Regions from separate parts of the Homo sapiens genome. Here region 1 is linked to region 2. The links are chromatin loops, found by intact Hi-C in ENCODE. Cell type or tissue: ascending aorta. All regions are shown on one strand. Links, peaks and the distances in the headings refer to the core of each region. The heading gives the core; the rest is flanking DNA.

Region 1 (7,758 bases), core at 1,881-4,380, 96 kb before region 2:
ATGAACTATTCCCAGGCAGGGGTCTTCTGAAGGTTATGGGATCATTTTGACTTGCTCTTCTTTATACCCTTGAGTATTCTCCAACTTGCTTACAATGAGCGCGGATTCTTTTTTTAATAAGCAGAAAAAAATGTTGCTTTTAACATTTAGGAAGCTGTCCTGAGTATCTGGCACATTAAAGGGAGCTTGCTGGGCACTGTGGGATTCATCGATAGGTAAGAAGGAGAGGCAGAGTCCCTGAACTCCATCAGCCTCCAGTCTGGACAAGACCAGACACCCACACGCAAAGTGGAGCCAGGTGGTGCCCTGTGGGAAGCCAGCATGTGCCAGGCACCTGGAGAAGGAGCCAGAACTGGGTCTGGGCTGACGGAGGGGAGACCCACAGGCTACGTGGAGAGAAGAAGCATGTCTGGCAACGGAGGGCACGCGGCTGGAGGGGCTGAGGGGATGCATGAGAAAATGAGTTTGGCTTCAAATATGGATGTCACCAAATGCCAGCACAGGGCCTCAGACTGGACACACGGCCCGTGGGTCACCTGGTGCCTGTAAAGGGGCACCGTGTTTCTTCTGAAATATCTCTGGCCACTGGGGAAACGCCGTGTGTGTGCTGGAGTCACATTGCATCCCTTGCCTGGACACAAGAGCAGGCCCCACCTTGCTCTATCTTCAAAACGCTACAGCACGGAGCCCCCAGAAGCAGGGGTACCCCTTGGGTGGCCGCCTAAGTCAAGAGGCCTTGATAACCGGAAAGTCACACTTTTTTCTTTCTGAATGGTGCAAATCAATAGGAAAAATCGAGATTGTCTGAGGAAGCTTTCTTCAAACATTACAGAACATTGTCCACACTGAATGTTTTGTTCATGTTTGAGGGCTGTGTAGAGGGGATTGATGGAGATGGTGGGGCTGCTAAGGCCCCCATATGTTCCAGAGCTTGAGGCACAGGCCCAGCACCCAGTGGGTGCCCGGTGTGATTGCAGAGCCTTCTGAACGGTGCTGTGTGGGTCATGGGAGCACTTGACCCATCCCAACCAGAGGATGGCCATGTTGGGGGATGTGGCTCCAGAACCCCCAGTGCCCAGCCCCTACCAGTCTTCTTCCCGAGCTGATTTCCGAGGGCATAAATCTGCTTCCCTCCTGCCCCTCACTCCTCTAAAGAAAGGCCTCCTGCATCCCTGGATCCCCGATTTCATCTTTGAGGCCACCAAAAAGTCACTTCCTCCTTCCTTGGTCTAGATGGTCCTGACCCCAGCAGAGCAGGGACTCGGCAGGGCCACTGCTTAGGGAGCATTGAGAGCAAAGGGGCTGCTTTCAGCCGGTGGTTCTCAAAGTCAAGGCTTGATGAAGACACGTGCAGAAAGGAGATGGGCTGGAACTGGGGGGCCTCAACTCTGCAGCTGGGGAACCTGACCCAAGTTGACCAAAGCTGGGGGACGCAGGCAGAGTCTGGCTCTGGCACCTCCAGCTGAGCCACCACAGAGGGTCCTCAGCTGTAAAGCAGGGACCCAGGGACCAGCAGCCACAAGGCAGGGTTGCTGGGAGGGGCCATGAGCTGAGCAGCTCCGAGGCTACACCCCAACTGTGTCTGATTAAGTCCTTTCTGTTACTCTTTAGGACTCGCCCCCAACGCCAACCCTCCTGACCTTGTCCCAAGTCTCCCCTGGCTGGTTTCTCACATTGTCCTGGGTCTTGATCACTGACAGTTGACATAGCTGTCCCCCACCCCCAATCATCCTCCCCCAGGACAAGTGACATGTCATAGTCAATGCTGTCTCTCTCCGGCACCCACTCAGTGGAGCCACTCAGGGCCAGTTAATTCAAGGAAGGAAGGAAGGAAGGAAGGGAGGGAGGGAGGGAGGGACGGAGGGAGGAAGGAAGCAATGCCTCTGTTGGAAAGGTACCCAGGCTGCCTTTTCCTCCTGGAGATCAGGGCCTGCAGCAGGGCTGGAGTGGGCAGGAGGAAGCCCTGGCAGGACATGCCCAGCCCCTCTCATGTGGATGGCAGCCATCCAGCAAGAGAATGTGGGCAGAGGAGGTGGATTGGTCAGGGCTCTGCTTCAAGCCAGACTCCTGCCTGTGGGCCAGGCTAGGGGACTGAGGCCTTGGGTGAGGACCTGAGGCTCTGAGCTATGGTGGACCCAAAACCCAGACCTCTGCTTTCGCCAGTAAGCGGAATAGCATCAGGGATGATGGGCCCTGGCTCACAGGCCACCCGCTGCTGAGAACGTGGCGGGGGACCGAGCCAGGGGCTTCAGGCCAGCTGCAGTGAAAGGACGGGAGGGGCAGCCTCCGACTTGCCTGGTGCCAGCACCTGCAGCCCACAGTGCACCGAGCCTTCCCAACCAGGCCCCACCATCAGATCCAGCAGCAGGCCCCTGGATTCCCTGATTTCATCTTTGAGGCCTCCAAAAAGTCACTTTCTCTTTCCTGTCAGGCACCCACTCAACAAAGCCACTCACAGCCAGTTAGTCAGAAGGAAGGAAGGAAAGAGGGAAGGGAAGGGAAGGGAAGGGAAGGAAGAGGGAAGGGAAGGGAGAGGGAAAGAGATGGGAAGGAAAGGAGACTTCTCAGGCCCCAGAATTCTGGAAGGCTCCAAAAACCTGGTTAGACAGTGGCATGAGGAAGCAGCGTGCCCAAGAGTGAGGCAGCATTTGCCACAGCGGGATATAGAAGGGAGAGGTAAGACGGCGTGTGCCGGTGCCCACAGCCTCTCAGCCGCAGGGGACCGAGGGAGCTGTGGCTTCCCTTCATTGCCTACTTTTAGGTTTTGTAACCACGTGAATGCCTCATCCACTGAAAAAATTAAACTTACAAACTTGCCAGAATTTGCCCCTGAGGGCCCGAAGCCCCCCTGGGCGAGGACGCTGCAGCAGTGCATGTGAGTAAGACCCTGTATCTGCAGGGCCACCCCTCTACCACCCATCTCGGCACCCACACCCCCTCAGCACCCCAGGCTCCTCTGCAGAACTGAGGCCCCTCCCCTCCACGGAGGCACTTCCCTGTCTCAGAAGGGAGGAAGTCTCTGCTTGAGTGCCACCTGACTGGAATCTCACAGGAGGAATTGAAAATCAGCGTCACAGGCCCCACTCCTGGCCTCCACCCCAGCCTGGCTTAAAGCAGAAAATCAACACATAGAAGGAGATGGCTATTTTGAGTGCTGGGAGCCAGTTTCTCTCCCTTTTCTCCCTCGTCTTCCTCCCCCTTTCCAAGGGCCTGGCCCCTCCTGGGAAGGCAGGGAAAGGACAAAGACCCTGGGAGAGGGACGCGCCTGCCACTGCCCAGCCTGGGCGGCAGAATGACACAGGCGCTGGAACTCACCCTGGCATTGGCCTGGCAGGAAGGCCCAGCTGCCCGCTGGCCCGGCTCCTCCTGGGCAGCTCCGTGGGAATTCCCTGGGGGCAGAGCGCATTACAGGAAGCGGCCGCTGGGTGCAGGGCGGGCTTCTCTGGTTCCCATAGACCATCCCCTCCCCATGAACTGGAGCAGGCTTCCCGTGCAAGCCCATTTGGCCTGGAAGTAGGAAAAATACCGCTCCTATGGTTCTGTGTTCTGCTGGAGAAAAGTCTCCGGGGCCGGGCCCCACCCCGATCCCCGCTTCTTACCCACCCCACCTACCCTGGCCGTCCCTCCACTTTCTCCTTACTTCCCCCAACTCAACCACACTCCACAGGGTCATGGCTGCTTTCTCTGAGCTGACAATGCTGGTGCCACTGCACACAGGACCACCTTCTGCACCCCTAAAGGGACAATGGCCGGTTGCTGGGCTTGGTGATGGTTCAGGGTCTTGAAAACCTTTTCTCTGCCCGCCCCTGCCCCCACCAACCCACCACAGACTGAGACAGCAATCCCAGGGCCTCCGTGGGAGAGGAGAAGAGCGTCCCAGGACACCACCCACCAGAGCAGCTCAAGCCCCCAAGCCAATCCCTGCCCTGGTTCCACACCCCAGCCCCCACTGAAACCCCGGAGGCAAAGCGTCGCTCTAGCTCTTATTCTTAGCATCGAACTTGCTCCCACTACGGTGGGAATAAGGTACCTGGCGCCGGTGCATGTAACAATGGGCCGGGGGCTCAGGCGGCAGGTTCATTCTGAGAACCCTCCACCTCCTTAAGACATTTCTTGAGGACTTGGGTTTATGATGAGTGAGTCATGGAGCCACATAATTAGAGATAGGAAAGGCAGCTTTGCCAGGGCCTCGACTTGGACCAGAACGTTCTACTTTTAGATTCATGGAACAATCACATCTCACTGGACCTGAGACAAGTGAGGAAACTGAGCCCCAGAGAGGCAACCGGGACTCTCGGTGGAGTACATGGGGAGCAGGGACAAGATGAATGGGGGTCCCACATCTCCAGAGGTCTGGTGATCTGGCTAATACATGGCATCAGAAGTACCAACAGCTGTAGGAAGGGAGGCTGCATCTCCAGCCCCCCAGGAAGGCATGGGACCAGTCCAGTCTGAAGAAGGAGCTGGGGGCAACCCTGAGGGTCAGCTCAGGCCTCAGAGCAGAGGACAGCTGGGATCATGATTGGTTTTTTTCAATCTCAGCCTCAGAGCAATGCTCCAAGAACAGGAACCTAAAGGAAGCCAGGCTACGAGATCTGGCACTTGCATCTGCTCCTGGAAGCCAGCCTGGCCTCTGGAGGCCTGAGAACCTGGTGCCACTGTGAGGACCTCATGCCACTGTGAGGACCTGGTGCCAGTGTGAGGACCTGGTGCCACTGGGCTCTCGCTCTGGGCTTTTCCTTTCAGTTATCAGTCTGCAGTGGAGACTGGTTTCCACTGCCAGGGTGAGGATGTTTGGACACCATGAGAACCCTCTCGAAATTCCAGGGTTTTGAATTTCAAGCTGAGCTGGGTCCCGGTAGTATTCAGGTTCACAGGAAGTTGGCACAAATCAGCCTCCTGCTTATGATGGGCAGTGGGGAGGGGGTCAAGGAAAGCCTCTTAGGAGGTCACAATGACATCTCAGACACCAGCGAGTGCTTGTGACACATACTGCTGAATGAAGTCTGGGTGAATCAGAAACACGAGGCTGCATTTCCCTTGGAATACACTCGGGGTTAATAATTACATGAGAAATCACTTGGCAAATCCATGTGGGGTGTTGCTGAACCCAAAACATTCAAGAAGATGTTTGACTAATCCCATCCCTGGGCATGGCCCATTCTTTCCAAGAGGGCAGGGGATGGCTTTAAACAACTATGGGCCACATGCTTGCAACCCACAAGGCCTGGCTGCTTTCCAAGAGTGTTTCTCTGCCCTTGAACATCTAGGAATCGAGTTCACCTGGGGAGAGGGGATTTTTTTCCCAAGTGATTCTATGGGAATTGATTACCTGATTCTCTGGTTCTAAAACTTCAACAGCATCTACTGGGAAAATGAGGTGGGGGGAACACGGGGCGGGGGACGGGGGGAGGTGAGGTGGGCGATGGCTCCTGGGGGACTTGTTAAGAAATATTTTGGATGATTCAATGACTCTCCGGACTAGAAGCCTTTTGATTTTGATTAACCACGAAAAAAACTCCACCGGCAACAGTGAGATCATTGCGTGAGTGGGGCTGCTTCGTATTGTCATGAGAGTTCCATGAAGGCCCCGAGGGCACTCCGAAATATCACAGTGGCTTCCAGGAAATTCTCTGCCAGCATCTGCAGGCGGGAGACAAAGTGTTGCCTTGGTCCCATTTCTGGGGCAAAGGCGACGCTCCGCACCCTGCACTTGGCGCTCTGCGCTCCGCACTCCGCAGGCCATAGTCTGCACTCCGCAGTCCCCAGCCCGCACCCCACACTCTGCTCTGCACTCCGCACTCCGCACCCTACTGTCCGCACTCCTCACTCCACAGTCCATACCCCACACTCTGCAGTCCGCACTCCGCAGTCTGCACTCTGCATTCCACACTCCGCAGTCCTCACTGCCGCAGTCCACACTCTGCAGTCTGCACTCCTCGGGCTGCTGGCAGGGCCCTGCGTATCTTTGCTCAGAACTTTCCTTCCCAGAGCCTCAGCTTTTCCGGCTGCCTGGGTGGCCTCAGAGGGTCTAAACAGCTTTCCATGCTCCTTCGCACCATACCTCTGGGCTCGGGGCACAACTTCTGCCACATTCTGTGCCACGTGGTCACTAGCACTGCGCGGCCAGATTTCCACAGGCGTCCATGCCGCAGTTGTGTGCTAAGGGTCTACTGTGTGGCAGAGACGCCCAGACAAAGAAGACACAGCTCACGGGCTTGCGTGACTTACGGGTAGGGGGACCCACCCACCTGGTCATGGCAAACCCCTGAGAGAAGTAGAATGCGCTGCCTTGTCCATCCCCCGCCACCCATCCATCGGTTCATTCATTCCATGAATATGTGTTGGGACATGTAAGACTTGCTTTCATCCCCTGTAGTTGCTATGACAAAGTCCCACAAACTGGGTGTCTTAAAACAATAGACATTTACTCCCTCAGAGTTTCAGAGGCCAGCCATCCAGAATCAAAATGTCAGCAGGGACAATGCAGTATGGCTTAACTGTGTCCCCCAAAAGTTCATGTGTTGGAAACATGGTTCCCAGTGCAGCCGTCTTGAGAGGTGGGACCTTCAGGAAGTTGCTGGGCCATGAGGATCCTGCCCTCGTGAGTGGATTAATCCATTCAGGGGATAATGGATTCATGGCTTATGGAGGGAATGGGGTAGTTATCACGAGAGTGGGTCTATGATGAAACTCACTTCAGCCATATCTCATGAGCCCCCGGGCATCTGAGGCCCTGTGCCCCTCGGGACTCTGCAGAGAGTCCCTGCCAGCAAGAAGCCCCACATCAGAGGCACCCCTCAACCTGGGACCTCCCAGCCTCCAGAACTATGAGAAATAAATATCTTTTCTTCATAAATCACGCAGGTAATTACTTATAACAACAGAAAATGGACTAACACAGCCACACTGTCTCTGAAGGCTCCAGGGAGGATCCTACCTTGCCTTGTCTGGCTTCTGGTGGTTGGTGGCACCCTTGGCATTGCTTGGCTCATGGCCCAATAGTCTCACCTTCAATAGTCACGTGGCCTCCTCCTGTCTGCGTCCCTGTAATCAAATGTCCTTCTTCTTCAAAGGACCCATTGGATTTAGGGCCCACCCCACTCCATTCTGACCTCGTGCTAGCTTATTACATCTTCTTCTGTCTGCACCCACCCTATTTCCATGGGAGAACCCTGAGGTCCTAAAAGGCCATGGACTCTGTGGGGTCACCTTCCAGCCCAGCACAAGCATGTTGCAGGAGCAGGCACTGTTCTAGTCTCTGCCATCACGTACCTTGCATTTCCGGTAAGGGAGATGGATTTGAAAGCCATAGTCCGCAGGTAACAGAACGCCCGGTGGAGCACAGCTCTATGGAGAGAATGAAGCAGGGGCAAAGGCTCCAGGGTGATGGGGACACCGTTGTCTGCAGGGCAGCCCAGGAAGGCCGCTGTGAGGAGCTTACAACTGCAGGGAGGTAGTGGGACTCCCCAGGGGAGGACTGCTCCGGGTACAGAAAGCAGTCAGTGCCATGGGCTTGAATGAGAAGTGTGCCCGATTTCCCAAGGCCTAGCAAGGAGGCAGAGTGGTGGCTGGGCAGGGACTGAAGGAGGAGGAGAAGCAGGCAGGGCGGCCACTGCCAAGTCCCAGAGCAGGGCATCTTTCCCGAGCATGCTAAGGACGTGGGAGTTGAACTGTGGGCTTGGGGGAGCCTTAAAAGAGAAGTGGCCTGGACAGAGTCTGTGCCAGGCCTGCCCTGGCCAAGATGGGGAGAGCCAG
Region 2 (7,758 bases), core at 3,211-5,710:
GCCCACAGCTCTATGATGGGCAGCACAGATACTGCTGCTCATAAACTTGAATGCCTCACCCAGTTCTACACTAGAAAACATTTCCTACCTTTTCTGATTCTTCCCACCACCAGCTCCCAATTCAAAATCTTGATCCAAAAAGATGAAATGTATAAATAATACTATTTATAATGACATCAAAATATCAAGTACTTAAGAAGAAATCTAATAAAAGATGCACAACACCCAACACACACACACACACTCACACACACACACCTGCAATTAAATTAAGGACAATCTAAATAAACAGAGGTCTATATCATGCCCATGAATTGAATGACTCTGTTAGTAAAAGTGTCAATTCCCTCAAAATTGATCTATAGATCCAATACAATCCCAATCAAAATTCCAGCATTGTGTGTGTGCACATGTGTAAGTTGATTCTGAAATGTTTATGGAGCCCCAAGGGCCAGGAGTAGCCAGGGCAACCATAAAAGAGAAGTGGGTTGGAGGATTTAGCCCGCCAGATATCAAGAATTCGTAGCGTATAGCTTCCATGATGCTTCTGGGGTAAGGACTGAAAAAGAGACCAGTGGAACGGGATAGAAAGTCCAGAAACAAGAGATTTGTGTTAAGTGAGCAGATTTTAGCTGCTCTGTTCACAAAAAAAAGTAACTATGTGAGATGACAGGTATGTTACACTAATTCACTATGGTAACCATTTTACTATGTATATGTATCTTATAACATCATGCTGTCAAGTTTATTTCAAAAATAAATTTTACATAAAATCTTAGCAGTGTTATTCATAATAGACAAAAAGTGGGAAAATTCTATTTTTTTAAAGTACAGAAACTTTATTCCTCAAAGGGGAAATAGGTTAATAATAATAAGAAGAAGAATTAAGGCCAGGTGTGGTGGCTCATGCCTATAATCCCAGCACTTTGGGAGGCCAAGGCCAGAGGATTACTTGAGCCCAGGAGTTTGAGACCAGCCTGGGCAACATAGTGAGACCCCATGTTTACAAAAATTAAAAAATTAGCTGGGTGACGTGACAAGTGCCTATAGTCCCAGCTACTTGGGAGGCGAAGGCAGGAGGATTGCTTGAGACCAGGAGGTCAAGGCTACAGTAAGGTATGATCGTGCCACTGCACTCCAGCATGGGCAACAGAGCAAGACCCTGTATCTAGGGGGAAAAAAATGATAAGCCTTGTGAAAGAGAAATGAAAACAGCATCCACACATAAACTTGTACCTCTGTGTTCATCGGCAGCATTGTCCACAGTAACCAAAGGTAGAAACCATCCTAAGGCCCATTGACTGATGAATGGATAAGCAAAATGTGGTCTATCAATACGATTGATAGTATTCAACCATAAAGAGGAATGAACCATGGACACATGCCACATGTGGGCCTTGAAAACGTGATGCTAAGTGGAAAAAGCCAGATGCAAGAGGCTGCATAGCATATGATTCCATCTGTTGGAAATGTCCAGAAAAGGCAGATCCACAGAGAAAGATTAGTGGTTGCCAGGGGCTGGGGAAAAGGGGGAAGAAAAGGGTGAATAACTACAAATGGGTACAGGGTTTCTTTGGCGGATGATGAAAATGTTCTCAGATGGTGATGGTGGCTGTCCAACATAACAAAATCCATCGAACTATATACTCTAAACGAGTGAACTTTACGGTATGTAAGTTATTTTTCAATAAAGTGGTTTCAAAAAAATAAAAAGGTGAACCCTACCATTTCTAGGTGCTTTGGAGTTTACCGTTTTTCTCCTTGCATTCTGGAGTCAGAGTGAGAAGGCATCTCAGCTCTACCACAGCTGAATGATGTGTTGGGCTTCGGTTTCCTCATCTGTAAAATGGGGATAAAGGGCCTCTCCTTGGAGCTGCCATGAAGATTGAATTAGATGCCCTCTGTGAAGATGCAGGGCAGGTGGAGAGCACAGTAAGCGTCTCGGGGGGCCACGCCATCACCGCCAGCAGGGCTCACCAGTATCTTTGCCCAGAGAATAGCCGGGGTCTAGGGAGCAGCCAGGGTCTAGGGAGAAGGGCTGCTTCCCTGTGGAGGCTCCTAACTTTCCCATCTCCTCCCTGTTTCTCCCCTGCCCACCCCTTACTCCTGGAAGTGTGACTCGCTGCCTCCTCCCGTGACTCCCCTACATTGCATCTCCCCAGTTACTGTCGTTATCTCTCATCTCTTCTTTCCAAACAGCCTCTGTCTAGCACCTTGGAGCTCGCATGGGAATTCATGGGTGGGTGGATTCCAAGCTTGGCTTCATCAGATGACAACTAAAAGGCAGAGGCCTGGGGGGGCAAGGGAGCTCCAGGATCTGTCTCCCTTTGGAGAAGCCCAGGTTCACCTTCCCAGCAAGCTGCTCCGGCCCCACGCCCCTGGCCCTCAATAACCTTCAGTGGCTCCCTTCTTGCAGCTATAATTCCCCTCTTGGGATGCTACAAAAGGGATTCCAGAGATTTTTTTTTCAATAACTCAAAAGGGAGGGAGTAAACGATATATGTGCCCAGGACAAGGCAGCTAAGGGAAGGCCTCAGGCTTCCTTTGCCTTTGCCTGGAAGTATACCAACCCGCAGCCCGGAGGGCCAGCAGAGAACCAATGCTCAGAGCCTGGGGGCCCAAGGAATGCTTTCCAGGCTGGCGGTCCCAGGAGCCCCCTCTCCCTTCCCTATAGCAAGATACTAAGAGCAGAGGCTGGCCTGGCAGGCCGTGTCGAGGCCCTGAGCTCACATGGCCTTGGCAGCTTCTTGACAGTCGTGTCTTTTTGTTTCCAGCAGTGACACTCACTGACCCACACCTTTGGCCAGCGTCCCTTGTGACTGCCCCCTCCCGCTTGAGCAGAATGGCTCCTATTACACAATGGGTGCCAGGAACCTGGCCAGTCCATCCAGAGACAGGGCAGAGCCCTGGGCTACCGACCCTCTGGGGCCAGCAGAAACCCTCCCTATGGCTCTGCCTCTCATCCTGGCATTGACACTTGTGCCCTTAATTAAAGTGCTTCTTTTTAAAATCAACATTTCTACTCCTTTTGCAGAGTAAGAGAAAGAAGAGTTAGGGGAGAAGAAAGAAGGAAGGATTCATGGGGTTATTTTTTTTTTTTCATGTAAAAGTTTGTTCCGTGATTTAAATCTCATGTCCACAAACAGCTCAGGAGAAGTCAGCATAGAGAAGCAAGCTGACAGATTATAAAGTCATTTGTAAAATCCTCTTTCTGCATATAAACTGAAATGTGTAATTAATTCCACATACTGCGTGTGGCACATGGCCTTCATCCTGCATAAGAACAAATACATGAATGAATAAATCGAGCAGGCCTTGACACTCACCAGGCCCTGTGCTAAATGCTTTCTACATATTACCTTAATTACTCCTCACCGTGGCCTTGCGAAGAAAACGATCACAGCCCGTTTTACAGATGGGGACAGAGATTTGTCCAAGGCCACACAACTAGTGGCAGATGTAGGTCTGTATGTGACATTCTTGTTCAGTTTCATAAATGTGGCTGCCACCTGCCTGAAATTTTGAGGGAAAAAAAAGTGGTTTGGCTTTGCATGAATTCTTGAAAAAGTAGATTTTTATCTTTACCAGCTTCTAAGCAAGCTGGATTTATTCTGACAGTGTCCATGAAATGGCTACAGACCATCACCGTTGCCAATGTTGTGAACCTGAACAAGGCACCTGGTTTCTCTGTGCCTCGGTTTCCTTACCATTAAACGCATTTCCCTGAGATTAAGTGTGTGAAACTATAAGTTGGCTGGAGGAAACACCTCATAGAAGTGAGAAGATGAGGATGGGTGGTGAGTGAAGGCTTTTTCTCCAAACCCTACAGGAGATGGACCTCAAAGCAAATGGCCATGCTTCCCTTAGACTGGGTGAACTGGTGCTGCTCAGGGCTAGAAGTGTGTCTAGAAGCATGGGGACCAATGCAGCCCCCTCCACCCTAGGGCACATAACCTGTCTCTCTCCCATAGGATAGCAGAGACAGCTCTCTAAGTCAGGATTCAGCGAGATGGTCCAGGAGGGGCCTAAGGATTCCTCTGACTTATCCAAGCCTGGGGAGGCAACACAACCTAGCCTGTGTCTCAGGGGGCCCCAATCATGCCCTGAACCTCATGAGCCCAGGCAGGCATCCTGTTGGTTAAGGTCGGCCTCAGGGTCCAGGGATGCACTAGATTCTTTATCTTAAAGTGACCCTCAAGAAAAAAAAAATAAAATGTAGCTATAGGCAGTTTCTGGACGTTTTCCTATTTGTTAAGCACCTTCTTGCTCCGAGCTTTCCAGCCACAGTGCACTGGACGCCATCGGAAGGCTGCAGCTGCTATTTGGTGCTTTACCACCGCTGAGAAGGTGGAATGGTCACGGCCCGGTTCTGTCACTTTCTTCAGCCGGACAGTCGCCTTATTACGGATTCCAGTAGGGCCGAGCACACTCCTTCCTGCCCGTCTTTACAGATGAACATGCTATCGCTCCAGCAGTACAACCCGCCTTATTACGTAAAAAAGCAGCCCCTATCTACCCGCAGGGAAGGAGTATGTTCGGCACCACAGCTGGACTGGTGCTCGAGTTAAGCGTCCTGGGAGGTCCGCATGCGCTCCGGAACCGTAATGCGCGCTTTTTCTAAGCCTTACGGTAAACGCGGACGCAGGGCAACCACGTGGCGGTGGAACCGAGGCCCGGCGGGAATGCGCGGAATGCGCGGCGCGGCCTCGCGCGGTTCCCGAGCCACGGCCCAGGGTCCGGCGGCGCGCGCTCTCGCCTCCTCCCCTCACCTCTCCCAGCCGCACCCCGGCCCTGGCCCTGCCGCCCAGAACTCGCTGGGCAAGTCGTGCCCCGCGTGAACACACAGAAGGGGCTTGGGGACCGAGCGCGGCCCATCAGTCCCTCAGACCCTGAGGACCCAGAATTCCCTAAGGGGTCCGAATCCGAGTCCTGCCCCCAGCCCTTAAGGCACGGGCTCCAGGGACCCCAGGGGAAGGGCGCGGGGCATTAGGTACGCAACCCGTTTCCCCGCACCTGGAAAAAAACTCCCTTTCCCTCCCCTCCCCTGCTTGTTGAGTGTCCGGATAACCAGAACTCTAAGGCGCCCCGTAATAACGACCCCGCTGTCCCTCCACCCACCCCCAAGTGCCAAAGCGAGGGATGGAAGCGCTTTCAAGCGTTCCAAGGGCATTGAGGAGCGAGCTGGAGAGGCGCGGGGATGCGGGGTCCTCCCCGCAGTCTTCCGGAAAGGGCGGGGGAGGGCGCGGCAAGTTCCGGAGTGGGGCATGCCGTGGGAGCCCACGAGGGCCTCAGCGCGGATCCTCCGCCGGAAAACCGGCTCCCGCGAGCCGCCGCCGCAGGTTTCCTAGGCCCCGCGAGTCCCGCAGCGAAGCCCTGCGTCTCCGTCCGACGCGGGGGTCTGCTCAGCCTCGGGTGGGCCGCGGCCAGGCCTGACTGCGGGGGAGAGGGCCGAACGTGACCTCCGAGGTCACCCCCAGCCAGCTTTCTCTCCTGTGGTCGGAAGTGGTTTTCTTCTCGATCTGGGCGCCTACTCCCCACCACTTGGTCTGAGAGGGGCTGGGGCCGGAAGGCCAGGGAATCTCTGGTGGATTTGGGGGTTCATATTGCTCAGGGTACCAGCCGATGCGTTTTGAGGGGCGGGAGTCGAGGAATTAGAATCGCCTTTAACCCTCAAGAGTTGCGCCTTCAGCCTCGGGATCCCAGATGCGTCGTTGGAGCCAGGGCCGCCCCCCTACCTGTTGGGTTTGCGTTTTAACTCCAGCGCACACCTTGCCGGCAGCCCTCGGAGCTAGGGGAGGGGTCTCGTTTCCCCGCAGCCCGCCGGACAGACGACTGGGGCACGGGAGGGGCGGTGGCAGGGTGGTCTGTGTGTGGCTGAAACTAATTGATCTGGAGCGGAAACGCACGTCTGCGGTTGGGGCGATGGGGGGGGCGGTGCGGCTGTCCATGTGCCGAGCGTGTGGCTGTCTCGGGTGGGCACTGGGGCCGGAGTTCGCCCCGGCCCACCTCGCAGTTTTGGGGCGCCTGGGATCGGCGCTACGTAAGCGAAGCAGAGCTGCCATAGCACGTGGGCCGCCACGCGCACCCCAAAAGCAAGCAGTGTGGGGGGAAGGGGAGCTCGAGCGCCTTCGGAGCCCAGGGGCCGGCTTTCGGAAGCGTTTTCCCGGGCGACTTAAGGGCTTAACAATGGAAAACTCGCGGAGCCTGAGCCAAGTCCTTTCAAGTCGCCGCCAGGTATGCGGCTGCAGGTGACCCCACCTGGGTGCGCCCGCCCGCCAGCCGCCCTGGTGGAAAAGCGGGTGCGGGAGGTCGCTGGCGAAAGGTCGGGACTGGTCCCTGCACCACCCGCCCCCAACCCAAGCCCCGAGCCCCGCGGCGCGCAGCCGCGCTGAGTCCCGGGGTCTGCGTCGCGGCGCGCCGGTTCCTGAATGAACGCGCTCCCTTCCCCCGCCTGAATGAAGGTTCCCACAGCCAGGGACGGTGGCGAACACGCGCCTGCAGCGGAATTCGCTTTCTCCTGACCGACCATCCGCCCAGGCCGCGGTCACCGGGGCGGGGGCCAGGGGGCGAGGAAAGCGTGAAGGTGATTTCAGTTAATTTTGGATTTTCTTTCAAACAACGTGGTTACCCTCCCGACTGGGCCACTTGCCCTTTGTCTCCAAATGGTCACCAAGAAATAAGAACAGAGCACTTTAAATGAGCCCAGAATCCGCAGTTCCTGCTTCGTGGTGGGTTTTAAGAAGACAGTGTAAAGTAAAACTGCAACCGAAAAGTTTTTTAAAGTTGCTTTTCTCTTTGGAAAAAATAAAATCAAAATGCTTTCTCTGCGCTTCTTGAAGCAATGACCCTCAAAAGCCCAGAGGTATTGGCCCCCTCGGGGGACCCGGGGGCCGCCAAGCAGGGTTCCCCCAGGTGGGGGCTGGGCAGCTGGCGCTCCCCGCCGGGCCCCAAATTCCAGCGCCGGGCCCCAAATTCCAGCGCCTCCCCCGCGGGTTCCTGGACGGCTCTTTACGCTCGCTAACCGGGCTTGCAATTTTGCGCTCGTCCCTGAGCCGGGAAATCAACGAAGTTCCTAGTCGAGATCTGCCCGGTCCGCCTAGTAACAGCGCCGCGCCCCCATTGGCTCATGCTAATTCCAGTTTCCTCTGTCTTGCGCCCGGGATGGGGGGGTGAAGCTCCCTCCTGGACCCAGAGCCGGTTGTGCCGGAGTGGGCGAGCCTCTTTATGCCCTGCTGCCCCTAGCCGACTTCGGCCCGCTTCGCGCCTCGGGCTGGGCCAGGGCGCACGCGGGGCTCGGGGCCCCTCGCCCCACGGGATGGGAGAGGCCGGGTGATAGCTCCGGGCCCCATAAATCATCCAGGCGGCCGCCGGGTCGGGATTTTATGAATGAAAAAGCAGCTGGGCCGCCCTTGTGCGCGGGCTGATGCTCTGAGGCTTGGCTATGCGGGGGCCAACGCGATTGTGGGTGCTCGGGGAGTGGGGGGGGGCACGACCGTAGGTGCTCCCTGCTGGGGCAACCCATCGCTCCCCATGCGGAATCCGGGGGTAATTACCCCCCCAGGACCCGGAATATTAGTAATCCTAATTCCCGGCGGGGGAGGGGGCGCGGGAGGAATTCACCCTGAAAGGTGGGGGTGGGGGGGGTCGCATCTTGCTGTGAGCACCCTGGCGAAGGGGAGAGGGCTTTTTCTATCAGTTTTCTTTGAGCTTTTACTGTTAAGAGGGTACGGTGGTTTGATGACACTGAACTATATTCAA

The links. A loop is a pair of places that touch in the nucleus more often than their neighbours do. Peaks named below come from ENCODE experiments on the same cell type or tissue, not always from the same donor. Only the 100,000 strongest peaks of a DNase experiment are listed, where the experiment ranks them.
Region 1: it touches region 2 in a loop (5-fold over the local background); 4 of 110 quality-filtered maps call a loop at or near these places.

The regions. Positions count from the first base shown.
Region 1 is chr11:69,536,932-69,544,689 of GRCh38, forward strand. No RefSeq gene overlaps it. Among named protein-coding and RNA genes, the nearest start is that of LINC01488, 59 kb to the left of the region's middle. RefSeq lists enhancers at 1-493, 494-993, 1,741-2,401, 2,420-2,564 and a cis regulatory region at 2,487-2,490. In ascending aorta, for the core only: a CTCF peak has its summit at 3,435; DNase peaks (open chromatin) are centred at 2,910, 3,380 and 4,198; H3K4me3 peaks cover 1,021 bases; H3K27ac peaks cover 2,500 bases.
Region 2 is chr11:69,632,010-69,639,767 of GRCh38, forward strand. No RefSeq gene overlaps it. Among named protein-coding and RNA genes, the nearest start is that of CCND1, 5.3 kb to the right of the region's middle. RefSeq lists a silencer at 6,015-6,218 and enhancers at 6,031-6,971, 6,972-7,758. In ascending aorta, for the core only: no CTCF peak of the experiment used is centred there; a DNase peak (open chromatin) is centred at 4,612; H3K4me3 peaks cover 1,640 bases; H3K27ac peaks cover 512 bases; H3K27me3 peaks cover 907 bases.